Regions from separate parts of the Homo sapiens genome. Here all the other regions are linked to region 3. The links are chromatin loops, found by intact Hi-C in ENCODE. Cell type or tissue: PC-9. All regions are shown on one strand. Links, peaks and the distances in the headings refer to the core of each region. The heading gives the core; the rest is flanking DNA.

Region 1 (10,596 bases), core at 1,322-9,321, 120 kb after region 3:
GGCAGAACTGGGATTCAGATCCAAGCAGGCTGGTTCAGTGCCATGCTTGTAACCACCATAGTGGTTCACACCTTCTACTGAAATGTACCTTTTTCCCCTCAGTCTCAGACTGTGGATTCTGAAAGGTCAGAAACTTAGATTTACTCATTGTATCTACTCTGCTTAGCTGAGTACCTGGCACATGGTATGTTCTCAACCAATGTATTCTCTTTCCCCTCAGATCCTCCATATTCCTAGGATTCTAGGAGCCCCCTGAACCCTCATAGATTTCATCCCATCATCCCCACTTCAATCCTTACCACCCAACAGGCTTGCTCTCTCATTAGCAGGGTCCCCTACTCAGAGTATTTTTTCTCTTTTCCCTTTCTCCCCTCTCCAAATCCTACGCGGCCTTCCATTTGACAAGGTCCTGCAATCAGAAATATTAACTTATGCCAATGTTAATCATTTATAAGTTATTTCCTCTCTTGGTGGAATTTACTATCCCAAGTGGAAAAAAATTCCAAATCCATTATTTCAGACAATTCAGCAATTCTTTAAAATTGGACTCATGAGACTGTTCCCTTCTGAGACTGTCCCCAGGTCAGGGACTGAATGGGACCTGCTACTTCCTTCAGTCAGTGTGATCACAGCCTCCTGTGGTGGTGTCCCATCTGGGAGCTTCCTCTAACCCTCCTCCCTAAGGACATCGCCCCACCCCCATCACCTTCTCCACTCACTGGGCAGCCAATAGAACAGCAAGGACTGGAGCTCAGCTGTCCTCAGCAGCTGCAGTCCCCTCCCCTGATGGCTAAGCTGCCCACCTGAAATATTCTGCTGGGAGGCATGCAGGGATGTCTGGGGGGCTGTCATGAGGTAAGGTGGTTTGCGATCAGCCTCTTTGAAGAAGTCTGGCTAAGAAGCCATGTGGGGAGAATTGGTGAGGGAAACTTTGACCCTGTCAGAACATAGGAAGCTCAGAGCCTTGTGTCTCCTGAATGAGCCATAAGACCTCTGACTGGCCTCAAATGGCACTACCCAATCTCTCTCATCTCTCCCCATTACCCAAGAACTCTCTGAATGTGGAAATTTCCCCCCAGGCCTTCCTGATGCAATGAAATAAGCATGGGATTAGCACCCAGGCATGAGAATTTGCATTCTGGCCACACCACCTATGGAGTGTGTGCTGGGCATTGTGTAAGCACTCCACGTGTATTAACTCACTGATTCCTTGTGACATCCCTAAGGAGCTGGCAACTGGTATGTCTCTCTCTCAACCTTGGCAGTTCTCCTCCCACCCTGCACTTCTCTCTAGCTGCTGCCTTACAATGCTCTCCCATCTCAGCTAGGCTTCTGCCAAAACCTCTACCTTCTCACACCTTGTTTGCTTCTCATCCCACTGCAATCCTCTCTATTTTGATTTATCGGCAAAGTCCCATAATGACCTCCATGCTGCTAATTTATCTGTGTGTTTTCCTCATTTTATGTCATCTCTCTGTGGCAGTAGATGAAGTTGACTGATATCTCTTATTCAGCTTCCAAGAAACTGTGTTTTCCCCTACATTTTCCTGTTGTCCTTCGAAATCTAGTTCAGACTCCACATCCCTCAGGAAACCATCTTCGATCTCTGCCTGTCTTCTCTCTAGTCGATGACTCTCTCTTTTGTGTTATTATACCTCTGAACACTGTACTTCCCTTCTTTGTTGTACTTATCACATTATACTGTAAATTTTTTAACCCATTTATGTCCTCTATTAGGCAGAGAACTCCTCTGAGGGAAGAAACCGTAATCTATCCTCTATTCCCAGTCTATTATTCATAGTAGGTCCTCAATACATTGCCTATTGCATAAATTCATAAATGGGTAAGTTGCTGAGGAAGGCCAGGTATATGGATAGCTCATTTAACATGTTTGCTAAGGAAAGACAAATGCAACTATAGCTGTTGGTTGGAAACAGGACTAAATGGTAGAAGAGTATGGTTTTGTGTGTTTGTTTTTTTGAGGGATGGCTAAGACCTAAGAGAAGTGGTCCCAGGAGACAGAAGAGGTTTTTAGAAAAGGGGAGAGCAAAGCATATTTGCAGGCTGAGGGGAGAAAGACCATGGAATAGGAGGAAGCCTGAAATGAGTAGGGGAAGTGGTTGAAGCAAGAGACTGTGAGGAAAAGTCAGGATGGGCCCAAGAGCACAGGTGAAGGGATTACTGTGAAGGCGGAGAAGCCAGGGCTCTCTCCTTAACCAGCTGGGCCCCTGCCCTTCGCAGCTGCTGCCAGCGCTTGACCACTCCCTCAGCTGGGATTCCACTTCCTCAGGCATCAGCACACCTATTACCATCTCAGCTGCTGCCACTGCAGAGACCCAGAGAACAGGTGCTGCTTCTCCTCTCAGCAATTCCTGAACTCTGATGGCAGCAGGGTCACCACCCAGATGTTAAAAATGCCTCTCTTAGGCCACAGCATAGAGCCGCCATGTGCCCCTAGAGCCCTTACAGCCGCCCTAGCCCCAGAGCTCCTTCGCTGACTTGCTCCTCTTGCTTAGTATAATTCCCTGCTTAGCTGGAGGGCCTGGCAGGGCCAGAAGACACTGTGGGTGAGACCCTGTTGTTACCAGAAATGGGTCCCGATCCAGACCCCAAGAGAGGGTTCTTGGATCTCACACAAGAAAGAATTCAGGGCAAGTCCATAGAGTAAAGTGATAGCAAGTTTATTAAGAAAGTAAAGGAATAAAAAATGTATACTCCATAGGCAGAGCAGAAGCATGGGCCACTCAGCTGCTTATACTTATTGTTACTTCTTGATTATATGCTAAACAAAAAGTAAATTTTTCGTGAGTTTTCTAGAAAAGGGGTGGGCAATTCCCAGAACTGAGGGTTCCTCCCCTTTTTAGACCATAGAGGGTAACTTCCTGACATTGCCACAGTATTTGTAAACCCTCACGGGGCTGGTGGGAGTGTCTTTTAGCATGCTGATGCATTATAATTAGCATATAATGAGCAATGAGGACGACCAGAGGTCACGCTCATCACCATCTTGGTTTTGGTGGATTTTGGCCGGCTTCTTTACCGCAAACTGTTTTATCAGCAAGGTCTTTGTGACCTACATCTTGTGCCAACCTCCTATCTCATTGTGTAACTAAGAATGCCTTAACCTCCTGGGACTGCAGCCCAGTAGGTCTCAGCCTTATTTTACCCAGCCCCTATTCAAAATGGAGTTGCTCTGGCTCAAACGCCTCTGACACTATTATTTTTGTATATACTGGAGTATCTGCAGTGGGCATAAAATGATCCAAAAAAACACAAACAAAAAATGACTCTAACTTTATGTGTGTGTTGGTGGTGGTGGTTCCAATGAGGGAAATTTGTTTTTAGATCTGTTAGGTCCAGGGTCAGGGTCCAGCCCATGCAAGGGGACTGGGTGGATAGCTGGAAGAACACTTGTGGGGGCCATAGGTAGGTGAAATACAGCTTTATTCAGTAGCTCTCTCATCAGCAGCTCTCTTACATTGTTTGCTTTGTTTCAGCTGCTTGAGCCAGCCACTCCCATGCACAGCTGTGTAGCCGGCTCTTCTTTGCCTCCAGGGTCAGTAGCTTAACTCTTTTTTCCTCTGGGCACAAGCTGGTTCCTGGCTGTCCCCTGCCTGCTTGCAAGACAGACAGCTTTGGCTCTCTCTCTCTCTCTGGGCACCAGTTTGCTGAGGTATGTCGAGCTATGTCCAGAAGCTGAGCGGATCCATGTTCCCCATGCACAGCATCAGCAGGGCAGTTATACCTTTTCAAACAATAGTGGCTCCAAGGCAAGTACGAACTTACACAAACAGGTTGTATAAAAAGTGGAGTATGCGCCTGCACCCTAAACTTGCTGAGTCATTCTGGTCCAGATGTCCACCTCAGTCTATTGTTGACCAAAGCACATCCATGTACTTTACACTCCACCCCCTAAGCTGAGGGAGACATAGATTTTAGACACATAGGTCCAATACACGGGTTTGGCACATAAGCCCCTGATTCACACGTCTGACACATAAGCTTTCGGCCCACAGGCCCGATACATACACATATGCTTGACACATAAGCCTGGCACATAGGCTTTGGGCATGCAAGCCCAATATACACACATAGACTTGATACATAAGCCTGGGAACACAGGCCTGACACACAGGCCTGATACATAAACATAGGCTTCTGGGCACACAGGCCCATTACATACATAGGCCCTGATAAACTGCCCAGCTATTGGTGCAGACTACCTTAGGTGTCACCTCCTTGGTGATTACCATTTACATTGCCCTGAGTTCAGCTCATTAGCTACTCTGTCTACACCTGATTTCAAACCATGTGGTGTCAGAACTAGGCTGGACTGCACCAGCAGTCCAGACAGCAGTAGCACCCTGGCTAGACCTAGCTATGTACCATGCCCTATCAGGAATGGGAGGGCACCCTTCCTTAAACAGTGATGGCTCAGGGTCTAGGGGTGCCTCAGGCCCCATGGCCTCATCTTGCATTAGGACTACAGGCCCTAAAACCTCTACTGCTAAGGGACTTGTACTCAGAGTACTCCACTGTTCCAAGTAGACACCCCACTTCACTAAAGTGGATGTCTGTGCCATTCCTGTCTGGCAGGGGTAGTTACCCATGAATGCACCCATCCCACTATTGGGTAAGTCATCCAGACGATGACTGTAGCCCATCCTGCCACACTCTTATGAGCCCGAAGGGCAGCATATGCAGTTGCTAACCACTTTCCCAGTCCGGGGGGTTGTTACCCATGAATGTACCCATCCTGGCACTTTGGTCAGTTCTCTTATCAAACAGAAAAGGCTTTACACTTTTGCCTGACTGCAGCAGGTATTTTTTGAACCGGAGCACTTGGGTGGGACTGGGTTGCACAGCAACGTCCTTCTCCTGAATGACTTGCACTAAGTCTGTACATGACTGCCGACATTACTTGCTTAACTCCCACAACTCAGTAGGGGCACCGGGACTATAGGAAATGTGTTCCATCACAACTGGGGAGGGTCCCTGGGCTCACCCTTGGGGCCCAACAGCTGTCCATGCTCTATTTTCAGACGGATCACTGGGCAAGCCTGCAACAGAAGTTCTTCCTCCTCCCTGCACTGTGTCTCACAGGGATTGGGCGTGCACTTCCTGCAGCACAGTCACAAACGCCCATCTGACTCTGCTGGCAAAGGCATGTTCCTCCTTGGTGTTGTGCACCTCCAGGTACTTCAGGGCCTTCCCCATACTCATGGGGGCCCTGTCCATTGCCTCTCACATTTCCACTAGGGCCCATCCAAGCAGCACCACTGCCACTGGGTACCACACCTCATCCTGCCAATGTCACCAATTGTTAGATCCAGGGTCAGGGTCCAGCCCATGCTTAGGTCTGAGGGGAGTGGGTGGATAGCTGAAAGAACACTTCGGGCGGCCATGTGTAGGTGAAATATGGCTTTATTCAGTAGCTCTCTCATCAGCAGCTCTCTTACACTGTATGCTCTGTTTCAGCTGCTTGAGCCGGCCACTTCCATGCAGAGCTGCACGGCTGACTCTCCCTTGCTTTCAGGGTCAGCAGCTTAACTCTTTCTCTGGGCAAAAGCTGGTTCCTGGCTCCCACCTGCCTGCCTGCAAGACAGACATCTTTGGCTCTCTCTCTCTTTCTCTGGGTGCCAGTGTGCTGAGCCATGTTGAGCCATGCCCAAGAGCTGAGCCAAGCCATGTCCCCTGTGTACAGCATCAGCAGGACAATTATACCTTTTCAAACAACAGTGGCTCCAAGCCAGGTATGAGCTTACACAAACAGGTTATATAACAGGTGGAGTAAGCGCCTGCACCCTAAACTCTATGAGTCACTCTAGCCCGGATGTCTGCCTCAGCCTACTGTTCACCAGAGCACATCCAGGTACCTTACAAGATCAGATTTCAATCAGGAAGTTCTTCACTCCAGCAAATGCACTATATATATTGAGTCAGAAAACAAATATGGGTCACTGAATGCTCAGAGCAGTGAAAATAGTTGACTGGAGCTGCAGCTCTTTGCAATTTAAGAGATAGAAGCTGCTCCAGATTAATAATCAGGGAAGGTAGACAGAATTTTGCAGAGCTTTATATTCAATTATTTATTTAACAAATATTTGAGTCTTGCTATGTGCCAAATACTGTGCTGGACACTAAACATAGAACAGTCAATAAAATAGACAAAATCACTGCCCTCGAGGAGCTTAACCACCTAGCATGATGATGTCAGAGGTGTTTAAACCAGAGCAATTCCATCTTGAATAGGCCCTGGATAAAATAGGGCTGAGATCTACTAGGATGCATTCCCAGGAGGTTAAGACATTCTAAGTCACAGGATGAGACAGGAGGTCGGCACAAGATACAGGTCATAAAGACCTTGCTGATAAAACAGGCTGCATTAAAGAAGCCGGCCCAAACCCACCAAAATCAAAAGGGTGACAAGAGTGACTTCTGATAGTCCACTGCTACACTCCCACCAGCGCCATGACAGTTTACAGATGCCATGGCAACACCAAGAAGTTACCCTATATGGTCTAAAAAGAGGAGGAACCCTCAGCTACCGGAATTGCCCAACCCTTTCCCAGAAAACTCATGAATAATCCATCCCTTGTTTAGCATATAATCAAGAAATAACCATAAAAATGGGCAACCAGCAGCCCTTGGGGCTGTTCTGCCTATGGAGTAGCCATTCTTCATTTCTTTACTTTCTTAATAAACTTGCTTTCATCTTACTCTATGGATTTGCCTCGAATTCTTTCTTGAGTGAGATCCAAGAACCCTCTCTTGGGGTCTGGATTGGGACCCCTTTCCAGGAACAAGGAGACTAAAAATAAACATCTTGTGAAGGAAAAATAAATCTCAGGATCCCAAGATCACTAAGCCAAAGGGAAAAGTCAAGCTGGGAACTGCATCAGGCAAACCTGCCTCCCATTTTATTCCTAAATAAGATAGTTACAAAGATAAAAAAGCCACATACCTCCTTCATGATTTGACCACTACGAAATTCCTTGTGAGCCTCAAGATCTTTACCCTAAAAGGGTTCTGTTGAGTTTTACCCTGACAATGTAAATTGATAGCTTATCCTCACAGGTAGGACGAAGGACAGAACTCTAAGTCATCGCTCTGCTCACCTGAGACAAATGCATATCTGATTGCTTCCTCTGATGTAAAAATGCAGATTTACTGAGCTAGACTCTTTTTCTACCCCCACCCTCATCATGTGTAAATTTTGTATTCGGTGAAAGGCTGCTCAAAAATCAAAAGTACACAACTGTTTGTCTCTTATTTATCCACACCTTTAAGAATTTTCTTCCTCTTTCCCCAATAGCTGCCCTTTCCCCTTTAAATATGGAAGCCCTCAAGGTCATCTTCAGAGAAAGGCACAGAGCTGCCTCCCAGGCACACATCCTTAACCATGGCAAAGAAAACTTTCTAAATTTATTGAGACCTGTCTCAGATATTTTTGGTTTACAATCTTAAATAAGTAACTTGTATAATGTATTAGAAGGTGATAAGTACTACGGAGAAAATCAAGCAAAGATGTAGTAGCCAACCTCCAAGATGGCCCCCAGTTCCTCACCTCCTGGAAACACACCTTGTATTTCTTCCCACATTTAATGGAGCTGGCCTGTGAGAACAATAGGATCTGGCAGAAGTAATGGTGTATGACTTCCAAGGCTAGATTATAAAAGATATTGCAGCTTCTGCCTAGCTGTCTTAGATTGTTTGTTCTGGGGAAAGCCAGCTGCCATGTCATGAGGCACACTCAAGCATTCTTGGGAGAGGTCTGTGTGGGGAGAACTGAGGCCTTCTGCCAACAGCCATGTGAATAAGCCATCTTGGAAGCCAATCCTCTATCCTGGCTGACATGTGACTATAACCTGATAGGAGATCCTGAGCCAGAACCATTCAGCTAAAGCACTCCCTAATTCCTAACCCACAGAAACTGTGCAAGATAATAAATGTCTGTTGTTATTTAAGCTATTAAGTTTGAGGGTAATATGTTATACAGCAATAGTTAATGAATACAAAAGGGACCAGGAGTGACAACGAGGTGAGGTGGGGGGTGAAATTTTAAATTGGATGATCAGAGTGGTCCTCACTTAAAAGGTGACATGAGCAGAGATTTAATAGCGGTCTGGGAGCTAGGCATGCCCATATCCGGGGGAAAGCATCCCAGGCAAAGGAAAAAGCCAGTGCAAAGCCCTGAGGAGACAGCCTGCCCAGATTTGAGGAACAGTAAGGACAGTGTGCTGGAGTGAAGAAAGGAGGGAGAAAAGTCAGAGATGAGTCTGAAAAGGTCAAGAGGGGAAGGACAGTGGCCGATCATGAGAAATGGCTATTGGATTGAGCTCCATAGAAGTCACTGTTGACCTTGACAAAAGTAGTTTCAGTGAAATGAAGGAGATGAACGCCTGCTTGGAGTGGGTTTACAACATAATGGAAAAAAGGAATTGAAGGCAGCCACTCTTTCAAGGAGTTTTGCTGTAAAGAAAAGAGAAATCAGATGCAGCTACAGAAGAAAGTGGGGTCAAGAAAAGATTTATTTTTCAGATGGGAGAAATAATAGCATGTGGGCAAGCTAATGAGAACGATGCAGTGATGATAGATGATAAAGAGACAAAGATAAGGAAAATTGCTAAGCAATATCCTTGAGTAGGTGAAAGGGGATGGGATTGAAGACAGAGGCAGAAGAGTCAGACTTAAAGAGGAGACAGAGGGTTCATCTGTGTTAGAAGCAGAAAGGCAAGAGTATATGGGACAGATATTGTAGGAGAGTAGATGTAGCGGTAGGAGGCTATGGCAGTTCTTGTCTGATTATTTATCTTTGCTTATTGGAGGAAGTCAAAGATTTTCCTGGCAATATACTGATAGAAACTGTGCATAAAATGAACCTCTAGCCAGTACATAAGAAAGACAGAAAATAAAAGTCCCAGGAGAGGAAAAACGTACCTCAGCATAGCCTGTTGTTTAGAAAAAATGGCATGGCACACAGGAGGGAATCTATAGAACTAGAATAAGAGAATTATGAATTTGACCAGAACACTGGTAATTCTCTTGCCAGACCTAAGGATTTTTATCAGTTCTTTAGCATGTCTACTTTATATCCTTTATAATTTGTGTATGCATTTATGTGTGACTTAGCCATATGGTAAAGATATAAAATTCTAACTCCAGAATATGGGCTCAATTATTCTTAATTAATTCAGCCATCTTCATAAGGTTCCAAGGTAAAAAGATACTTTTCTTATAGAGAGGGATCTGGATTGGATGGACCTTACACAACTTTTGAAGTGGTTCAAAGGTGCCCAAAGTGGTCAGAACCAGCAAAGACAGAGAATCCCTTGAGGTTTTTCCAGGAGGGCATACTATATTGTATATCATCACTCAATGTTATATTCAAAATCATTCCTCCACTTATACCCAGTGTCCCTAAATTGAATTGGTACATGTGTCTATCCCTTTCCTCCAGGTAAAATGTTTCAGTGTGGAACTTTAAAAGGCATCTCTCAGAACGACGGTTCAGAATGATGGTTAGCAAAAGACCACAAGGACAGAAAACCAAACACTGCATGTTCTCACTCGTAGGTGGGAATTGAATAATGAGAACACTTGGATGCAGGGTGGGGAACATCACACACCAGGTCCTGTTGTGGGGTGGGGGGAGGGGGGAGGGATAGCATTAGGAGAAATACCTAATGTAAATGATGAGTTAATGGGTGCAGCACAATAACATGGCACATGTATACATATGTAACAAACCTGCACGTTGTGCACATGTACCCTAGAACTTAAAGTATAATTTTAAAAAATGGCATCTCTCTTACTATCTACAATTATTACAGCAGGCAGTCATTAGCTCCAATTGGTCTCGTCTCCCTTGAGGCTTATAAGGCCCCTATTCAAACAGAACCAGTGGTGGGGTACCCTGCATACTCCGACATGCTTTGATATGCTTGAGCTCCCTAAACAGGAAGGCTGACTTAGCTCCTCCATCCTAGGCTCTCCCTACCTCCCCTTTGTTCCATAAACTGAGGGGAGACTATTTCTCTCTTTTTTTTTTTATTATGACCCATCTAGGAAAAGTTAAATAGCCTGCTGATTTTCCCTAAACATCATGAGTTATTTTCAAGTCTCTTTAGGTGGCACTGGGGGAGGTTGGTGGAGAAAGTGGCAGAGGGAGTGTTTGACTAATGTTTGAGAAATGTACTACAACAAAGAGATTTTCTTAAAAAATTAGATTCCTTCTGTATGTGATTTTCATTCAAACACAAAGCTTCTCTTTATTTAAGAAAAAATCCTTATTGTACTAACACTGTGCATTACCAAAGCCCTCAAATTAAATTATAAGAGAACTGAGAAAATCAGGCTATTAAAATATTTGAGTTATTTACTGAAGTTGAGTGAGGAGAAAAAAAAGACTGTTCCAGCTTCCCCCTACCTCCTACCCACTACCTTGCTTCTCTCTTCCCCTCCCTCTCTCTCTTTCTGTCACCTTCACTCTCTCTGTCTCTCTCTCAGTCCTACTCTGACAGGGGAAATAGCTTTTGGAGAATGGCACGAGGGGCCCTTGGGAACAGGGTCCTGCCACGACTTTAAGTGACTGCC
Region 2 (10,596 bases), core at 797-8,796, 52 kb after region 3:
AAGTTTCACCCCCTTTCTAAAAATCTCTTAAATAACCTGCCCCTTAATTTGTATGTAATTAAAAGTGAGTGTAAATATGACTGTAGAACTGCCCTGAGCTCCTGCTGTCAGCGCACTGCCTGTGGGGTAGCCCCGTTCTGCAGGAGCCGTCACAGAGCTGTAACACTGCCACCTCCATAAAGCTATTTTCTTCTACCACTGGCTCACTCTTGAATTCTTTCTGGAGCAAAACCAAAAACCTTCCTGAGCTAAGGCCCCAGATTTGGGGCTCACCTCTCCTGCAAAAGAACTACTCTGTAGTCTTCCAAAATGCCATTGCCCATCTGTCCCATGGTGCCTGGGATGTACTTCTCCCACTTCCAGTTCTCTGTCTGAAACTTCTACTTATTTTGCAAGACATATCACAAATGTCGTCTCCTATGCGGAGCCTTTCCTGGCACTTTCATTCCTTTCTCAGTTCCCACAGCATTCTGATCGTAGCTCTATTGTAGCACTTCTCACATAGTCATATAATTTATTTTGTGGTTAAGTGCACAGATGTTGAAACTAGACTGCCTGGATTCAAATCCCAGATCTACCACTGACCAGCTTGGATAAGGTTTCTGTTCTTGATTTTTTACCTATGTTAAATATGGATACTAATTCTTATCTCCAAGAGTTTTGTAAGGGTTAAATGAGCAAACTCTGCTAAGCACTTAGACCACTGCCTGGCATTCTCTGTTAGCTCTCTATTATCTGTTTGCAGCCACCTGTCATGGTCCCTGCCTATTCAGGTCCACTGGAGCATCAACAATCATGTTTAGGCTGCTTGCAGGCCCACAGTTCATAAACCAGACCTGGAGGTAAATGGGAACTCCCTACACCCCCTTGTATGGAGGGTGAATAGATGCAGATGTCCATGGTTCCTAGTTTCTGGTTTCCATTCTATACTCTCCTGCGATCAGAGCTCCACCTCAATCCCTTTTACAGGCCATGTCAGCATGCATTGCCTAGCTCCCTCAATCCAGATAGATTCCTGGAAATCGCAGTATTATCATAGACTTGATGGTCTAAAACAAGGCAGCATTTTTATTCCAACTAGGTCTCCAGCTAGTCTTGTGGGATTCTAAGTTGGTGACATCACTCAGCTCTCAGAGGGGTCAGGGAGCATTGATATTTATAAAACCCCTAGGTTTTGATTTCTTAATTCAGATGCCATGTCTGAATCACTAGTATATCTAGTTCCTAGCACAGTCCCAAACTCAGTGGGTTTTTAAAATCAGTGGATACATGAATAAATGAATAAATAAATGGATCAGCTGTAAGTGGGCCATCCATTAACTTTGACACCCTCTGTGCATTCCCACAGTGTAGTGGTCAGTGTGTTTGACTCCAGCTGGGGTTTCTGTTACTGATGGCTGGTAGCATCCTAATTGAAACACACCTCCAAGTGTTGCTCATTTGTATTTTCCTTATTTGGAATACCCTTAAGTTTTCAATACCGCAGCACCATCTGGAATAAAAAATGGCCTAAGAATATCTCTCATGCTCCCCAGAGTGCTGTATAGGTAAAGAAAGGGAGGAGCTACAAGTGTAAATACAGTTGGGCACTTAAGACAAATTTCAACTTCTTCCAAGCTTTGGCTTGGTATGGAGATAACCAATTACTTAGAATCATAGAGATATTAAAATTTAAAAGTAGAAGGCACAGTTGATGTAGCTTAACCCAAGGGCACTCAATTCTTTAAGTGTTAGAGATAGGACCTGAGACCTGATTCCTGCATTTCCCTGGTCCCTCTCTGCCTCATCAGCTTTTGTCAGTTACACACGTCCTTCCCACCACAGGCAGAGCTGGTACTTCAATCCCAGGGTTGTGTGTGAATTCACAGAAACCAGAGCAGGATTGGAGGCATGAGGCACAGCTGGCTGTTCTGGGGTAACAGGCTTGTGGTGGTGGTGAGCTTTTGCAAAGTTTGGTTTAGCCCTTCAGGATTTGAACCTTTACCCCATTTACCCATAGAAATCTTCTCCCAAGATTCATGAGGGGTTTTCTCCGAACCTGTCAAGATTATTCTTATCTGCCCTAGTGTTTCACCACTCGCTCAGCACACTTCCTTTTGCGTCTTATGTGTATGGTAGAGAAGGGGTTGGTTGAATGGAGGAAGCTAGTATTTTTTGTTTTGTTTTGAATTGTTTTGTTCAGAAATTCTGCTTTTTCCCATGAGCTGTTTGCAAGGCTTTGAAAGGACAGCTCAGAATTACATGGAGTAACTTATTTGGGGCAGAGAAAGAAATGGGTTAACAGCAAGTTGCTTTGTCTTAGAAATTAAAAGGGCACCACTTACATTCAATATGGTGATATTTATATTCACCCAAAATTGAAGTGCTCAATAATAGGGCATTAAATGAATTTTGGTAAATCCAAGAGCAGGAAACTGTGTAACCCAGGTACTTAGCAAAGGGTGGAGGTGATATATATACCCTGACATTAGTCTAAAGAGTACTGCACAGATACTAGTCCTTGATAATTCTAGTGCAGTGGTAACATCCTTATGGAAAGAAAAGATACAAACACATTACATTGCCTTTGGGTGCCATTCTCTTTGACTACACTCCTGATAATCATTAAAAAGGTGAAGAAGATGTATTTCTATTGACATAGAAAACGTCTCTGACACATCGTTAAGTGAAAAAAAGCAGATTACCAAAAAGTGTTCATAATACAATTCCAATTTTTTAAAAACATTTATAAGTACAAAAATGTGGTAGAAAGCTATCAGTATTTTAATAGTACTTATATGTGATTTTATCTCATGTTTAGACTCTTCTATATTACCTACATTTTTACAATAATACGCTATTACTTTTTCTAATTAGGAAAAGACTGGAACAGTTTGAAAAATATAAAGCTTTCTTTCTGTGGTTGGTCTCGGATATTAGTTTATGAAAGGGACAATGCTGAGTGGGTCAGTCCTTGCATTAATAAAGTTAGGTGATCAATAAATATTATTTCCCTTCCCCATGAAGACAGGGAGACAGGAAGACGCCATCCTCATTGCAGGGATGGAGTGGAGACGCTTGAATCTGAAACTCTTCAGAGGGAGATATATTCCTGGAGTCCCCAGCCAGAACTTGGCATCATTCTCTCCCATCCAGAGACCATGTTAACTAGGTTGTTAGCTTCTCTAGTACTCTCAACACTGTAGTTGAGCAACATTATGCCTGAAATAAGCTTTTATGGGCTAGCCTGGGAAGCTAACTACTCTTTATAACATTATTTCTATGGGAAAACATGCTCCAAATTCCACACCACCAATTTACATTGAAGCTTTTAGGATGCAACTATTTTCAGTTTGGAGACCTGCTTACTTGCCCCCTCCCCTTTATTCACTAATTATTTGAAAAATCTCTATTATTTTGTAGTAGATTACAAACTGGTGAACAAGTCTTTTGGCTTATGCTTTATTTGTTAACCCAGCACACAGTCAAAGGGGTTTCAAGATCGGAGGGGTCTTAGAAATTGGCACCTAGTTACTGAATATTACTGCTCATTGATTGTCAAGCTGGCTGGAGTTGTCCAGGGATGGGGCAGTTATGCCAGGGTTCATGTCTCCCCCAGCACTCCTCCAGTCTCACTTCCCTTGTCCACACTGTTGGGAAAGGCATTAAGGAAATAATTCATTTCAGGGGCATGCACTCATTTACCTACCACATTTACAAACGTATTGCATTCAGGGACAGTTCCTGTAATCCTATAGCTCCTGTAGTATTTGGGACCATTTCAGGACCATCTAGAAATGGTGCTTAATAAATCCTTAAAAACCTTCTGAGGTGGCAGAAAGAATACTGGACTAGGCATGATGAGAGGTGCCAGTCTTGGCTAGCTGTTTGAGTTTGGGAAAGTTACGAAAGGAAGGAATAAGCATGCTTATCTCAGAAAACCTTTTTATATTTGACAGGTGAAGACTCTGAACTGAGAAGTGGCCTTATGCCTATGGAACAGATTTCAACCTGTTCAATAAGAGGCTTCTAGGTTGGGGAAGGGATAGAACATATTGGCATTTTGGTGGTTGTTTCAATTACTTTGGAGGTTGATGTGAAATAATCTTTTTTGACCTCCTATACCTAGAACAGTGACTTTTAATCTTTTTTGGGTCAAGAGTGCTTTATGAATAGATCAAGACTGTGGTCCCTCTTCCCCTAAAGCTTTGAAATGAACACAGGGGTTTCTATGCTCCATGAAGCCCACCAAAAATCTTCTAGGGGTCCAGGCAGGTAATACTGATAATCTTTGGACTAAATTTCAAATCATTAAGCTCAACAGATCCTCGTGATTTTACCAAAGATGTTTAAAAACAGCTCAAGTAGAAGTTTTGCATCTCTTCTCAGAAAACTTTAGGGTCTAGAATCATGTGTAGCTCTTGGATACAAGCTGTTCCAGGATCTAGAGAGGTCAAGAAACCATGCCTTTTCTCTAGATTTTAGTAATTTAAGCTCCAGGGACTTTCAGCTAAGTGCTCTAACAGCATCATAGGAATATCTATGATCAATAACTGGCCCATTCTACCCTCAGGGAAGTCCCCAGGTTTCCTGATTCTTTGGGAGATCTGGCTTCTGCTCCTGACCTTAGATAAATTGCTTGCCTTCTCTGGGCTTCAATGTTCTCATCTGGCCCACTTGATCTTCAGTTTCTCTTCAAGCTCCAGTGTTCTGGTATCTGTGATTCCTTGATATCTGTATGACACTGAGACAGTCCTCTAAGGAGTGATGAATTTCACAATTCCCAGCTTTGGTCTGCTCCTGTCACTGAGGAAATTCCTGTTCAAAAGGCAATTTCTACAGCACCTGTCTCAGAAGCATTTGGCTTCCTCGAGGCGTTCAGGAGACCCACAGGAAACAGATATTTTGTTGTTTTTCTTTTTGCTCTAGGAAAAAAACTCATTAAGAGCCATCTCAGACAGCAGATGTCTGTTAGGTGCACGTACATATCCAAATGAAACTTTCACCCAGAGGACCAGAAAAGGCAAGGCCAGCATCAGAGATTTAGCTGTGTCCTAAGAAACAGAAATCTCTACTCTTAGGCATCCTCCCACTTCCATGACTCACCTCCTCTCATTCCAGAAAGTCATGCACAGGAATTAATTTATAGGTACTGTCCAGAGGTCTTTAAGTAAACAGTGCTACCGGTCCTTTCAGCTACCCAGACAAGCTTGACTTCAGGCCCCAAAGAGGAAGCTAATGACTTGTAGTTACTTTGCTATTGTTTTCCGAAAACAATCTGACTTCCTTTTTGATAGCCTTGGAATTCCTTCTTTACAAATGAAGGCGCTGGAGCCAGGGAAGGGCTGAGCTGGCCAGCTCAGGAGCATAATGCTCTCAGGACAAGATCTCCTTTATAAACAAGCTGCAGAGGCTCCTTAAAGGATGGTGGGCAGACCCTGTTTGTGAATGGAGGGACTTCTGTGCTGTCTCTGCCTCCTTCCTAAGATCTCACCTCTATCCCAGAGCATATGACAATAACTAAGGTGTTTGGTGTCCAAAGAACAAATTTGTGAAGACCATCTTATTATGACCATTCTTAATTCTTATTATGACAACAAAGTTGAGGCTTATTGACTTGCCTGAGATCACAAAACAACAAATGGACAAGGTTAAAATTCCATCTCAGATCTCCTGACTCCAAGTTCACCTCTCTCAAAGAGGCTATGAAGATGCAAAGAGAAGGCATCTGTCTAAAGCTGGCGGGCTTTGGTCTATCCCCCGAGAAGGGAATTTGGTCTATCCCCTGAGAAGGGAATCTTCATGTTAGGTAAGAATCTACATTTCAAATTTACTGTATGAGTGATAAATCCCTGTCCTTTCTTCTGGTCTGGGCTGGTATTAGGGGAGCTATTTTTGCACCTTCCTTCTACCAGAGGTGCCTCTGCTAGAGGTTCTTAGTAGAGTCCCTTCCTGCCACAACAAAAGATCCCCACTGGATTTCTCTGAAGAAACTGTACCCCATTGACTTTTTCTTGACTTTTAAAAATGGTGTTTATGAGAACTTTTTTTTAAGAGAGTTAGACTTGTCTCATTTTTGCTTCTGTGAATCCCCACACTACCCCTGTCCATGACCACTGCCATGTAGAAAGAAAGCTGGCAATCCTCTAATCTCTTGTACATAGATGCACTTTAGCACTCTTTACATTGCATTCTACTTCTTGGTGCACAGGACTCTCTCCCTAGCCACCAGGAGCTTCAGGGCAGAGTTTGTGTTTCATTTATCTTTGTATGCCCAGTCCTTGCACAGAGTATGTTCTCAGTATACCTTCACTGAATTAAGGACTAATGAGTGAATGGCTCTATAGAGCAGGTGCTGTTCCTCAGACTCTGGGAGGAACAACTGTGAGGGAAGCACAGGCTTACCTGAAGAGTAGTTGCCATGTGCTCTCAGGTACAAAGGGAAGGTTATATGTGAATGGTGCCTTTGGATGTGTGCAGTGCCCAAACTGCTTGGCTGTATCTGGTGGCCTTGCTCAAAGGAGGCAATGAAGGTGGGCACAATAGTTAGAGCTATAATCATCAGAACCCATGTTTCCATTGTGAAATCTTATCTCCTTTCAGAGTACTCTCCCATTTATAATTTAATTTTTATCTTCAGCATAAATGGCATGATTCGTTGTATCTATATATCTATCTCTCTGTATATTTAGCTATGTATGTATATATAGAGAGGTATATATTGTATATTATATACAATATATATGATAGAGAATATTTAGCACTCACTACATGCCAAATATGACATATATCTCACTCAATCTTCATAGCCAACCAAAAACTACCATTGTTATACTCATTTTAAAAGCAAGAAGGATATAGAAATAGAGGGTCACATTGCTGCCAAGTGGTGGAGCCAAAATCTGAACCTGAGTACTCTTAACCACAAGGTTATTTGCCTCAAGTCCTGTCCATTCTACCTTGTGTATTCAGCCAAGTGAACATGTGACTAATCTTTGAAAAACCAGGGAAAAGTTGTAATCTCCTAAATGCCTCTAATCCTGTATAATAGCTTGACCCTAGGAGCTAACGTTGACTCTAGACACTAATTTGGGAGGAAACATAAAACCTTTGTTATTTGTATTAGTACGTTTTCATACTGCCATAGAGAACTGCCTGAGACTGAGTAATTTATAAAGGAAAGAGTTTTAATTGACTCACAGTTCAACCTGGCTAGGGAGGCCTCAGGAACTTACAATCATGGCGGAAGGTGAAGGGAAGCAAAGCACCTTCTTTGCACGGTGGCAAGAAGGAGAAGTGCTGAGCAAAGGGGGAAGAGCCCCTTATAAAACCATCAGGTCTCATGAGAACTCACTCACTATCACGAGAACAGCATGGGGAAAACTGCCCTGATGATTCAATTACCTCTACCTGGTCTCTCCCTTGACACATGGGGATTATGGGGATTATAATTCAAGATGAGATTTGGGTAGGGACACAAAGCCTAACCATATCATTATTGAATTAGGCTTTGAACATCAATGGCTAAATTATCAGGACAGGTACAGGGTATTGTACCTCACTTTTACACACAAGGAAATACCTCTATTTCAGAGTGACATGTCTGAGGGTGTCTGAGTTAACAGCATATTTGGCAGAAAGTTTCTTGATCTTGTGTCTTACGACTTTTTTTTTTTCAATAGACCACCTAATACTATATCTTGGACATGACTGAAACACCTTTCAAAATAAAAGAAAAGCAAGACCTTTTTGGTCTTGTGAGGTAGGTAGGGAGTGTGGATCAAGGATGCATAAGTTGTTAGAAGAGGAAGGAATGTATACCTGGGGTGCACTACAAACTCTAGACCTTGCTTATAATCAGACCAAAATATGAGGCTCTCAGTCTTCTTGCTTTCAGAGATTTCCCTCTGGATGTAGAGAGCAAATGCCATTCCAAGATCTCCCAGGCCAAGGTCTAATTTTTTGCTGTAGAATAAAATCCCCAGGCTGGGTGTGGTGGCTCACACCTGTGGATCATGAGGTCAGGAGTTTGAGACCAGCCTGGCCAACATGGTGAAACCCTATCTCTACTAAAAATACAAAATTTAGCTGGGCGTGGTGGCAGGCACCTGTAATCCCAGCTACTCGGGAGGCTGAGGCAGGAGAATTGCTTGAACCTGGGAGGCAGAGGTCGCAGTGAGCCAAAATCGTGCCATTGCACTCCTGCCTGGGCAAGAAAGCAAGACTCTGTCTCAAAAAAAAAAAGAAAGAAAGAAAGATTAAAATCCCCAGTCCTGGGACTCTCAGAGCTCAAGTGAAGCTGCACTCAGCTGTTGCCTTCATGCCCTGACTTCAGTGGGAGAGAATTAGGCATGGTTGGTAGTGGATTCCCTCTCCTTTTCTCCTGTCCGTGGAGGCTATTGTTCCAAGCCCACCACAAGAGTTCTTAAGCCTGGGATCCCAGAAGATTCCATTTGCCTTAAGCCTAAGAAGTATGGACATGATCTTGATCTTGTCTTTGGGATTAAAACTTGAGATATGATAAGAGTAGGCTCATAGATCTAAACACCAGGAGCAAGGAAGTCTGTGTTTCTTTTGCTTTCTGCTTCTTGGAACAGAGTGTTCTTGCCCTTTTTAGCCAGTAAAAGTCTTAAAGGGGACGGCTTATGCCTGTGGTGTCTGCATCTTAACCAGCAGAAAAGTGTGACCTCAGCCCACTAACCGTGGCTCCAATTACCCATTTATGGCCTCCAATGAGGCACGGAGGACTCACCGTTCTTGCAATTAGATGCTGACAAATAATTTGCACATGTTGTCATGTAGGCTGTAAGGGAGGTAGCCCTGGACCACAGTGTCTTGGGAAGGAAACTTGTAGAGTCAGAGATTCACTTGGTAGAGAAGACATTGGAAGGTCTCCTCATTTCCCCCCCTTGCCACTAGAGAGAAGAAAAAAAAGAAGCAATTTTCAGTATGCCAGTTTTAAAAGACTTGTGAAGAAGGTGATGGTGCTTCTTCCTGGAAATCAGTGACAGTGCTGAACCACCTTCATAATCAGGGCTGAATACAATCTCTTCTCCTAGGGTTGGAGTCCATTCTTCTTGTGCTATCTGCAGGTCTGTTTGCTCCTACCTGGAGGGCCCTGTGCCCGCCTGTCTTACCAGGCCAATAGGTTTCATGAGAATTTCTTCTACAGCCATGGGGAGAAAGTGCCTAATCTTTCGCACCAGGTGAACCTTTTCTGTACTTATTGAGTGATCTTGGGAAAGTTACTTCACTTCTCTGAGCCTGAATTTTCTTTTCCATGAAATGGAAATAATAACATACTATCTATCTCACAGTGTTGTGAGGTGAAAATACCTGGTACACTGAAGGCCTTCAATAAATGTTCCTCACAGCCATTAAAAAGAACAAAATCATGGCTATTGCAGCAACATGGATGCAGCTGGAGGCCATCGTCCTAAGCAAATTAATACGGGAACAGAAAACAAAATACCCCGTGTTCTGACTTCTAAGTGGGAGTTAAACACTGGGTACTCATGGACATAAAGATGGCAACAATAGACACTAGGGAGTAGTAGTGTCTATTGTATAGAAGGAGGAGGGAAGGAGAGAGGCAAAAGTTGAAAAACCATCAGGTACTACCCGCCCACTACCTGGGTGACAGGATCAATTGTATTCCAAACCTTAGCATCCTGCAATATGCCCAGGTAACAAACCTGCACAGGTACCCCCTGAATCAAAAATAAAAGCTGAAATTAAAATAAATAAATTTAATTTAAATATAAAAAATGTTGCTTTTTCTTCCCCTTCATTATAGCACAACAAAGAGATCACTCTGTACGAAGCTGTTTCCCAAATGATTTTTTCTCACATAATTTAGCACTTCATTATACCATCACTGACACACATACATATAGGATACTACCCTTTATACTAATTGTTTTGTCTCAATAGCTCTTTTCTACAACTAGAATGTCAGCTCCTTGTGGACAGGGAGAGCCCTTGTTTCTCACATAGAATAGGCTGGGCCCATAGGAGTAGCCAATGATTCCTGTTGAGATAAGACACTGATTATAGTGAGAAAGGCTTTATAACGTCATTTTTCTGTCTTTTTATCTCAAAGTAAAAGAATGTGAAATGTGCCTAGTACAATGCCTGGCATGTAATAAATGTTGAATAAAGTTTATTTTGCAATCCCACCTCTACAGCTTTTCCTTACAGGTATGATTTACTAATTCTTTGACTGGATTTGGGCTTCCTCTCTAAATCCCGAGTCCTCCATATTTTGTAATGCGTGGAACACAGACTTTGATACTTCTTTCTAAGACCGTTTCTTGTGTGAAATATGAGGAAGAAGGGGAGGGCATGGGAGAACCTCAGTTCCCACCCTTGGCCCTCGTCCTGTCCTTTTCTCTGGTGCATTGAATATCTGCTTACGGGGTCCTTCTTAGCTATGTGGTGATTGCCAGGTTAAGCCCCTTTAGAGAATCACCTCACATCCACAGCCCAAATGACTTTTTTTTTTTCTTTCAACTTTTGTTAGTCATTGCCTGAGCCAGGTGCGGAATAAACCACATTTGTGAAGCCCTTGCTGAAGCAACGTAGCTGTCCTGGATGCCATGATGAATGGTCCCCGGG
Region 3 (10,596 bases), core at 814-8,813:
AGAGTGCTTAACTTTGAATATCAAGTTTCGTTTTCAAAAATTCTCAATAGGCTAAGAGTGAGTGACAAGGCAAATGTGAGTGAACACTGCAGTGAAGTGTGAAGCAGGGCTTTAGCTCCCAGCCCACTACAGCCTCTCCCTGCTTACCCCTCCATGTCTTTTCATGGTTTCACCTCATCTGCCACTCACACCGTGGGGGAATTAATGGATTTTGGGGGAAGTGTCAACACAGGACTAAGATGCCCCTCCCTGCTCTCTTCCCACAATCCTTTCTCTCCCTCATCTTGGCCGTCTTTCAACTTCTTGACTCAGACACTTTCTTCTCTCTGCTTCTTCTCCTTCTGCTTTTCCTGTTTGCCTCACCTTCTCTATCACCATCTAGAGCCATAAAGGACATTGAGTCTGGGGCTGGGTTGAAGATGAGAAGCAGAGACAAACAGATACATTCGCATGGAGAAAGGCTAGCCCACCGAGCCAAGGTGTGACCCCTCATGGCTTCTTTGGTCCCCAGTAGCACCAGACTTCTGACTCCCCTCTGACTACTGCCATCTCACTGCCTTCCTCGCTAACTTCAAACTACTCAGCTTGCAGACATGCAGCAACCACTCTTTGTCCTGTTGGTTTGAGTTAAGAACAGAGGTTTGCAAAGTGATGGCTTTATCCACAGACACCTGTGGAATGCAAAGTACTTTCTTCTTCCATTTACAAAACAAACAGCTGAGAACCAGGAATGCTGCCTCCTCATAGAGCCCTGCTAGCCCTCCCTCTGGCTTCTCACCTCCAGATCACTCTACCCCACAAGCGCACTATCGTATGACTGCGGGTGCCCCCAGGGAGGGGCAATTTAATCTTCAACCTGTTTCTCCACGGAGATTGCTTTTCCGGAGCACATTTTTGGAAGAGCTTAAATGTATTAGTCTGATCATCTAGCATTCCTCGTCCTGCCTGCCCATCCCTTAATGCATTCCCTTGTCTCCATCTGCAGCCTCTTTGTAAACCAGTTTCATTATCTCTAGCTGTACCAGTAACTTTCCCCTCATTACCATGATTTCTCCACTACCAGTTTATCCCAAATGACCTATGTGTTTAGAGACCACTGCGCTGGACACAGAGATGACTCACTTGGGCATGTCCAGGTGAATGGTGAGTTCTTGTCTGTCACAAGGCCAGAACTCCCTGAACTCCAAATATGAAGTCCTTTAATTATTGGGAAGTTGAATTCTGTTTCTGGTGCAAGCATTTTTAGGAACCAAGAGGACACTCGTTAGAGCATTTTAAGCTCATGTAAAACACTTTTGTAAATCTAAGGGATTCCTTATATCTGTATCACTACTATTATTACTCAGATCTCCCTGGTTTTAGCACAGGATAACAAAAGGGTGATATTCAAGTTCACTAGAACTAATCATGGTTGCCCAGATTTCTTGTGAATGTAACAAATGTCTAGAGTTTTGTTTCTGAGCTGACCTCAGTATATGATTGTCAGTAAATCCCAGGCCCCCTTGGGACAGCCGGCTAGTGCAACAGCAATCTTTCTAAAGTGGTTGGTCAAATACAACCACATACAATATGGATGACTGTCACAAACAAAATGTCGAGTGAAAGAATCCAGCCCTAAAAGAGAAAATACCATACAATTCAATTTTTCAAAATTTGAAGGCAAAGAAAAAAATCAGTTGTGCCAGGTGCCAGGGTAGTGGTCACCTTGGGAAGGTAGTAACTGACACAGATCGGGGGCACCTGGGGTGCTGGTAATATTTCTTCAGAAGATATGTTTGCTTTGTGAAATTTCACTTTGCTTTATGAAAGTGCACTTATGATCTGTGCACTTTTCTGTATGTGTGGAATATTCCAACAGTTTTTTTAAAAAAAGTTTGTCAAGATTCTGACTGCTGAGCTTGGGATACATGTGGGGTGATACTATAGAGGCCAAAGCAATTCTATCTTAGATGCTAACTCGCCATTTGGCTTCTGATTGACCCCTCTTCTGGGAAGGCCTCTAAGATTTTTGGTTTGTTCCTTATGGGTGAGTTCCTACTTACTGTAAATTCTGCCCTTATGGCACATTCCTACCTGTTCTCTCTGAAGCACTTGTGCTCCTCTTCTACAGTATATAAACACCCAGTCTGGGGGGTAATGGTGCAGGATCATCCATCTTGTCGTGCCACTGCCTGAGACACAGACATGGCTTCTGTTTGTTAAGTTCCTATTAAATAAATGTTCTTTCTAAGAAACTGGATTTGTTAGCCTCTTTCTTTAGCAGCTGAGAGGCTTCCTCAGACTCTGGGGACAGGTTTGTGTAGGCCTGCCCACCAAGAAACAGATACAGTACTCAGTTGTCTACCACAATGACTCTTGAAGGTGGCAAGCTCACCCCAACCCCAACAAATGGCTGTAGAAGGGGCAGATACAGGATCAGACTGTAATTAAAAGTATATGTAAAACTTAAGGAGTTCTAGGAGTTATACTAGACATTTCTCATGCTCTTGGATAATCTACTTCTGAATCCTAAAAGAAGGAGGAAGAGTGAGGAGGACTACTCTCCCATTAAGAAAGCTAAAGAACGGAAAATACTCTTCTCTTGTTCCCTGGCACTGAGGAGTGGCTATGCAGCCCAGCCTTGACCAATGGACACTTTGGGCCTGGTCTTTGAATTTTAGGAAGGGTTGAAAATGTTTAAAGCAGGAGGGATTCAGGTGCCTAGGGATTCAGTATTTAGAGTCCAGTACGAGTCAAGGTCCATTAGCAGTGGAGCCTGCCATGGCTTTCTAGACAGCATGTTTTTGTTGTGTGATCCAAATGAGGTTTCGGCTGCCCAGTCTTTCTTGGGTTCTGTCTGACTTCCAAGCCTCCTCATCAGTTCTGAGTATACATACCTGATACCTTTTCCAATCTCATTTCTGATTAAGATAATTAGGGAAGGTTTCTGTTACTTATATCCAAGAACCTTGACTACTACAAAAGCCCCCCCAGCAAAAGATATGTCAAATTCTGTTTGCAATTTTCCACCCAGATTTTATCACAGGGCTTGTAATTCCACTAAGTAGAGCTTATTTGGGGTTGACTATGTTCCTATTTTACAAATACCTGCATTCTTGCAGGGTAATTCATCATTCATACTTTAGTGTGAATTCTTACAGTCCAGTTGTTTTTTGTCTTATCTCTCTGAGAAAATAGAATGGAGGGAGGAGTTCAGGAAGGGTTCATTTTGGAGCTTGGAGCATTTAAGGGAGGGCAGGAATGAAATAAAATACCAAGGTGGGGAGCCTTGGGAAGTCAGAGGGTCTCATGAGGTCACAGGATTCATATGGGGTAGGAAAGAGAGGATACCGTGCAATAGAGGAAGGCTGAGAGCAACGTGTCAGAGAGCCAAAGAAAAATTTTGCCATCTTACTTTAGGCTGGTCTTTTGCATATATTCATTTTTTGTTTTGTATTGGGTAGGTAATTGGTAATCCTGGCTTCTTAGGGTTATGCAAGTGATTATAGATTATTTATTATGTTATCACAACTCCCACCTTAGGTACAGACACCGTCAGCAGAAGCAGTGTGGGTTTAGGATCCATCCTGCCAGATGAACCTTCATAAAATAACAGGAACTCACTTGAAACAAATTATGCCAGACTAAACCCATTTCCTTTGTTGATGGGGTTACTGAGCTAGTGAGTTTCAGCAGGATATAGACCTGTGAGCTCAGAACAGTTAAGCAGATATGTAACTGGTTGAACAATCACATGTGAAGACTGGTGATTAATGAATCTGCGTCAACTTTACAGGAGGTCTGTAGTCATTTGCTGCAGGGTTTCATGTGTGTCCGTGTGAAGAGACCACTAAACAGGCTTTGTGTGAGCAATAAAGCTTTTAATCACCTGGGTGCAAGCGGGCTGAGTCTGAAAAGAGAGTCAGCAAAGGGAGATAAGGGTGGGGCCGTTTTATAGGATTTGGGTAGATAAAGGAAAATTACAGTCAAAGGGGGTTGTTCTCTGGCGGGCAGAGTGGGGGTCACAAGGTGCTCAGTAGGGGAGCTTTTGAGCTAGGATGAGCCGGGAGAAGGAATTTCACAAGACAATGTCATCAGTTAAGGCAGGAACAGGCCATTTTCACTTCTTTTGTGGTGGAATGTCATCAGTTAAGGCAGGAACTGGCCATCTGGATGTGTATGTGCAGGTCACAGGGGATATGATGGCTTAGCTTGGGCTCAGAGGCCTGACACAGGGTCCCAGTCAACGTTTTTATTAATGACATGGATGGATTCACAGAATATACTGATCAAATTTGCTGAGAGGGTTAGTGACTATGTTGGATGACAAGATCAGGATTTAGAAAGATTTCAGCAGACTGAAGTGATATCCCAGATACAACATTTCCTTCTCCACAGGGAGAAGGAGGTCTCCAGCTGAACTTTGTAACAGTGTGAATAGGTCAAGAAGCCTCCTGGCCAGAACTCAGGGGAGGGTGGGAATCTGGTGTGCAGACTCCACAGGTGGGGGAAGAACCAAGCCCTTTTCTTTTGCAGCTGGGAGGTGGGTAGCCTGGGGCAAGTTGTCAAGCCTGGCTCACCCACTAGCTGGAAACAGACTCAGTGCTGTTAGTGGGGGCATGGTGGGAGTGAGACTGGCCCCTCAGTTTGTGGGGAATCTGGGTGAGGCCTGTGACTGCCAGCTTTCCCCACTTCCCTGACAACCTGCGTGAGTCAGCAGAGGCATAATCCTCCTAGGTACACAACTCCATTGACCTGGGAGCCTCACCCCCATCCCCCACAGCGGCCGCAGCAAGACTGGCCCAAGGAGAGTCTGAGCTCAGACACACCTAGCCCTGCCCCTACCTGATGGTCCTTCCCTACCCACCCTGGTAGCAGGAGACAAAGGCATATAATCTTGGATGTTAAAGGGACCTGTCCATTGCTTGTTCCTCTCCATACTATCACAGTTGATGCTCTCTGGAAAGTGCCACCTCCCTGCAGAAGGCCAGCCAGCACAATAATAGAGCATTAAACCATAAAGCTAATAACCCTCACAGAGTCCATTGCACCTCCTATTGCCACCTCCACTGGAACAGGCACTGGTATCCACGGTTGAGAGACCCATTGACGGTTCACATCACAGAACTCTGTGCAGACAACCCCCAGTACCAGCCCAGAGCTGGATAGACTTACTGGGTGGCTAGACCCAGAAGAGAGACAACCATCACTGCAGTTCAGCTCACAGGAAGCCACATCCATAGGAAAACGGGGAGAGTACTACATCAAGGGAATACGCCGTGGGACAAAAAGAATCTGAACAACAGCCTTCAGCCCTAGACCTTCACTCTGACAGAAGCTACCCACATGAGAAGGAACCAGAAAACCAACTCTGGTAATATGAAAAAACAAGGCTCTTTAACACCCCCCAAAAAATCACACTAGTTCACTGGCAATGGATCTAAACCAAGAAGAAATCCCTGATTTCCCTGAAAAAGAAATCAGGAGGTTAGTTATTAAGCTAATCAGGGAGTCACCAGAGAAAGGCAAAGTTCAATGCAAGGAAATCCAAAAAACGATGCAAGAAGTGAAGGGAGAAATATTCAAGAAAATAGATAGCTTAAAGAGAAAACAACCTACTGGGGAGGCTGAGGCAGGAGAATGGCGTGAACCCAGGAGGCGGAGCTTGCAGTGAGCCGAGATTGCGCCACTGCACTCCAGCCTGGGTGACAGAGCGAGACTCTGTCTCAGAAAAAAAAAAAAAAAGAAAAAAAAGAAAAAACAATCAAAACATGAGGAAACATTGGACACACTTATAGAAATGCAAAATGCTCTGGAAAGTCTCAGCAATAGAATTGAACAAGTAGAAGAAAGAAATTCAGAGCTTGAAGACAAGGTCTTCAAATCAACACAATCCAACGAAGACAAAGAAAAAAGAGTAAGAAAATATGAATAAAGCCTCCAAGAAGTCTGGGATTATGTTAAATGACCAAAGCTAAGAATAATTGGTGTACCTGAGAAAGAAGAGAATTCTAAAAGTTTGGAAAACATATTTGGGGGGATAATGGAGGAAAACTTCCCCTGCCTTGCTACAGACCTAGACATCCAAATACAAGAAGCACAAAGTACACCTGGGAAGTTCATTGCAAAAAGATCATCACCTAGGCACATTTTTGTCAGGTTATCCAAAGTTAAGATGAAGAAAAGAATCTTAAAAGCTGTGACATGGAAGCACCAGATAACCTATAAAGGAAAACCTATTAGATTAACAGCAAATTTCTCAGCAGAAACCCTACAAGCTAGAAGGGATCGGGGCCTTATCTTCAGCCTCCTCAAACAAAACAATTATCAGCCAAGAATTTTGTATCCAGTGAAACTAAGCATCATATATAAAGGAAAGATACAGTCTTTTTCAGACAAAGAAATGCTGAGAGAATTCGCCACTACCAAGCCACCATTATAAGAGCAGCTGCCCGGGCGCGGTGGCTCACGCCTGTAATCCCAGCACTTTGGGAGGCTGAGGCAGGCAGATCACGAGGTCAGGAAATTGAGACCATCCTGGCTAACATGGTGAAACCCCGTCTCTACTAAAAATACAAAAACTTAGCCAGCTTGGTGGTGGGTGCCTGTAGTCCCAGCTACTCAGGAGGCTGAGGCAGGAGAATGGCGTGAACCTGGGAGGCGGAGCATGCAGTGAGCTAAGATCGTGCTCCTGCACTCCAGCCTGGGCAAGAGTGAGACTCCGTCTCAAAAGAAAAAAAAAAAGAACTGCTAAAAGGAGCTGTAAATCTTGAAACAAATAAATCCTGGAGACACGTCAAAACAGAAACTCTATAAAGCATAAACCACACAGGACCTATAAGACAAAAATACAAGTTAAAAAGTAAAAACAAAAAACAAAACAAAGTACACAGGCAACAAATAGCATGATGAATGGAATGGTGCCTCACATCTCAATACTAACATTGAATGTAAATGGCCTAAATGCTTCACTTGAAAGATACAGAACCGCAGAATGGATAAGAACTCACCAATGAACTATCTGCTGCCTTTAGGAGACTCACCTAATACATAAGGACTCACATAAACTTAAAGCAAAGGGGTGGAAAAAGGCATCTCTTGCAAATGGACACCAAAAGTGAGCAGGGGTAGCTATTCTTATATTAGACAAAACAAACTTTAAAGTAACAGCAGTTAAAAGAGACAAAGAGGGACATTATATAATGGTAAAATGCTTTGTCCAACAGGAGAATATCTCAATCCTAAACATATATGCACCTAACGCTGGAGCTCCCAAATTTATAAAACAGTTGTTAATAGGCCTAAGAGATGAGATAGACAGCAACACAATAACAGTGGGGGACTTCAATACTCCACTGACAGCACTAGACAGGTCGTCAAGACAGAAAGTCACCAAAGAAACAATGGACTTAAACTATACCTTGGAACAAATGGACTTAATAGCTATATACAGAACATTTCATCCAACAACAGCAGAATACACATTCTATTCAACAGCACATGAAACTTTCTCCAAGATAGGCAATCTGATAGGCCATAAAATGAGCCTCAATAAATTTAAGAAAATTGAAATTATATCAAACACTCTCTCAGACCACAGTGGAGTAAGACTGGAAATCAACTCCAAAAGGAACCTTCAAAACCATGCAAATACATGGAAATTAAATAATCTGCTCCTGAATGAGCATTGGATCAAAAACAAAATCAAGATGGAAATTAAAAAATTCTTTGAACTAAATAACAATAATGACACAATCTATCAAAACCTCTGGGATACAGCAAAGGTAGTGCTAAGAGGAAAGTTCATAGCCCTAAACGCTTACATCAAAAAGACTGAAAGAGGCTAGGCACAATGTCTCATGCCTGTAATCCCAGCACTTTGGGAGGCCGAGGTGGGTGGATCACAAGGTCAGGAGATCAAGACCATCCTGGCTAACACAGTGAAACCCCGTCTCTACTAAAAATACAAAAAAATTAGCCGGGTGTGGTGGTGGGCCCCTGTAGTCCCAGCTACTTGGGAGGCTGAGGCAGGAGAATGGCGTGAACCCAGGAGGCGGAGCTTGCAGTGAGCTGAGATTGCACCACTATACTCCAGCCTGGGCGACAGAGTGAGACTCCATTTCAAAAAAAAATAATAATAATAAGACTGAAAGAGCACAAACTGGCATTCTATAGTAAAAAAAAAAAAAAGACTGAAAGAGCACAAACTGACATTCTAAAGTCACACTTTAAGGAACTACAGAAACAAGAACAAACCAAACCCAAACCCAGGAGAAGAAAGGAAACAACCAAGATCAGAGTAGAACTACATGAAATTGAAAGAACAACAAAAACAATACAAAAAATAAATGAAACAAAAAGCTAGTTCTTTGAAAAGATAGATAAAATTGATAGACCATTAGCAAGACTAACCAAGAAAAGAAGAGAGAAAATCCAAATAACCTCACTGAGAAACAAAACAGGAGATATTACAACTGAAATACAAAAGATTATTCAAGGCTACTATGAACACCTTTATGCACATAAACTAGAAAACCTAGAAGAGATGGATAAATTCCTGGAAAAATGCAACCTTCCTAGCTTAAATCAGGAAGAATTAGATACCCTGAACAGACCAATAATAAGCAGCAAGATTGAAATGGTAATTAAAAAATTACCAAGCAAAAAAAGTCCAGGACTAGCTGGATTCACAGCAGAATTATACCAGACATTCAAAGAAGAATTGGTACCAATCCTTTTGACACTATTCCACAAGATAGAGAAAGAAGGAACCCTCCCGAATTCATTTTGTGAAGCCAGCATCACCCTAATACCAAAACCAGGAAAGGACATAACCAAAAAAGAAAACTACAGACTGATATCCCTGAGGAACATAGATGCTAAAATTCTTTTTTTTTTTTTTTTTGAAACGGAGTCTCACTCTGTCGCCCAGGCTGGATGGAGTGCAGTGGTGCGGTCTCGGCTCATTGCAAGCTCTGCCTCCCGGGTTCACGCCATTCTCCTGCCTCTGCCTCCTGAGTAGCTGGGACTACAAGCGCTCGCCAAGCCCGGCTAATTTTTTGTATTTTTTGTAGAGACAGGGTTTCACCGTGTTAACCAGGATGGTCTTGATCTGCTGACCTCATGATCTGCCCACCTCAGCCTCCCAAAGTGCTGGGATTACAGGCATGAGCCACCACGCCCGACTGATGCTAAAATTCTTAACAAAATACTAGCTAACCAAATCCAACAATATATCAAAAGATAATCCACCATGATCAAGTGGGTTTTATACCAGGGATGCAGGGATGGTTTAACATATGCAAGTCAATAAATGTGATACACCACATAAACAGAATTAAAAAACAAAATCATATGATCATCTCAATAGATGCAGAAAAAGCATTTGACAAAATCCAGCATCCCTGTATGATTAAAACCCTAAGCAAAATTGGAAAACAAGGGACATACCTTAATGTAATAAAAGCCATCTATGACAAACCCACAGCCAACATCATACTGAATGGGGAAAAGTTGAAAGCATTTCTTCTTAGAATGGGAACAATACAAGGATGCCCACTGTCATCACTCCTCTTCAACATAGTACTGGAAGTCCTAGCCAGAGCGATCAGACAAGAAAAAGAAACAAAGGGCATCCAAATAGGTAAAGAGGAAGTCAAACGTTTATTGTTTTCTGATGATATGATAGTTTACCTTGAAAATCCTAAAGACTCCTCCAGAAAGCTCCTGAACTGATAAAAGAATTCAGCAAAGTTTCTGGATACAAGATTAATGTACACAAATCAGTAGCTCTTCTATACACTAACAGTGACCCAGCAGAGAATCAAATAAAGAACTCAACCCCTTTTACAATAGCTGCAAAACAAACAAACAAACAAACAAACACCTTAGGAATATACCCAACCAAGGGGTCAAAAACCCTCTACAAGGAAAACTACAAAACACTGTTGAAAGAAATCATAAACGACACAAACAAATGGAAACACATCCCCTGTTCATGGATGGGTAGAATCAATATTGTGAAAATGACCATACTGCCAAAAGCAATCTACAAATTCAATGCAATCCCCATAAAATACCACCATCATTCTTTTCAGAATTAGAAAAAAAATTTTAAAATTCATATGGAGCCAAAAAAGAGCCCTCATGGTCAAAGCAAAAAGAACAAATCTGGAGGCATCACACTACCTGATTTCAAACTATACTATAAGGCCATAGTCACCTAGTCACCAAAACAGCGTGGTGGTGGTATAAAAATAGGCACATAGACCAGTGGAACAGAATAGAGAACCCAGAAATAAACCCAAATACTTACATCCAACTGATCTTAAAGCATAAAGTTAAGGAAAGGACACCGTTTTCACCAAATGGTGCTGGGATAATTGGCTAGCCACATGTAGGAGAATGAAACTGGATCCTCATCTCTCACCCCATACAAATATCAACTCAAGGTGGATTAAGGACTTAAATCAAAGACCTGAAACTATAAAAATTCTAGAAGATAACATTGGAAAAACCCTTCTAGACACTGGCTTAAGCAAGGATTTCATGACCAAGAACTCAAAAGCAAATGCAACAAAAACAAATTTAAATAGTGGGGACCTAATTAAACTAAAG

The links. A loop is a pair of places that touch in the nucleus more often than their neighbours do. Peaks named below come from ENCODE experiments on the same cell type or tissue, not always from the same donor. Only the 100,000 strongest peaks of a DNase experiment are listed, where the experiment ranks them.
Region 1: a loop joins it to region 3, with 3 times the contacts of the local background. A loop is called at or near these places in 2 of 110 quality-filtered maps.
Region 2: a loop joins it to region 3, with 7 times the contacts of the local background. A loop is called at or near these places in 8 of 110 quality-filtered maps.

The regions. Positions count from the first base shown.
Region 1 is chr1:147,712,429-147,723,024 of GRCh38, reverse strand. All of the region lies in intron 2 of LOC105371230 (a long non-coding RNA gene), which reads left to right. The region is part of intron 1 of LOC102723321 (a long non-coding RNA gene); the gene reads right to left. Among named protein-coding and RNA genes, the nearest start is that of GJA5, 43 kb to the left of the region's middle. In PC-9, for the core only: no CTCF peak of the experiment used is centred there; DNase peaks (open chromatin) are centred at 3,544, 5,104 and 5,834; H3K27ac peaks cover 4,980 bases.
Region 2 is chr1:147,775,859-147,786,454 of GRCh38, reverse strand. LOC102723321 (a long non-coding RNA gene) reads right to left here. Exons shown (of 3, transcript XR_922079.4): 2 at 8,732-8,894. Among named protein-coding and RNA genes, the nearest start is that of GJA5, 21 kb to the right of the region's middle. In PC-9, for the core only: no CTCF peak of the experiment used is centred there; a DNase peak (open chromatin) is centred at 5,144; H3K27ac peaks cover 2,218 bases.
Region 3 is chr1:147,827,500-147,838,095 of GRCh38, reverse strand. No RefSeq gene overlaps it. Among named protein-coding and RNA genes, the nearest start is that of GJA8, 70 kb to the left of the region's middle. RefSeq lists enhancers at 373-969, 3,639-4,252, 4,511-4,805, 4,253-4,862. In PC-9, for the core only: no CTCF peak of the experiment used is centred there; DNase peaks (open chromatin) are centred at 1,095, 3,115 and 4,505; H3K27ac peaks cover 4,981 bases.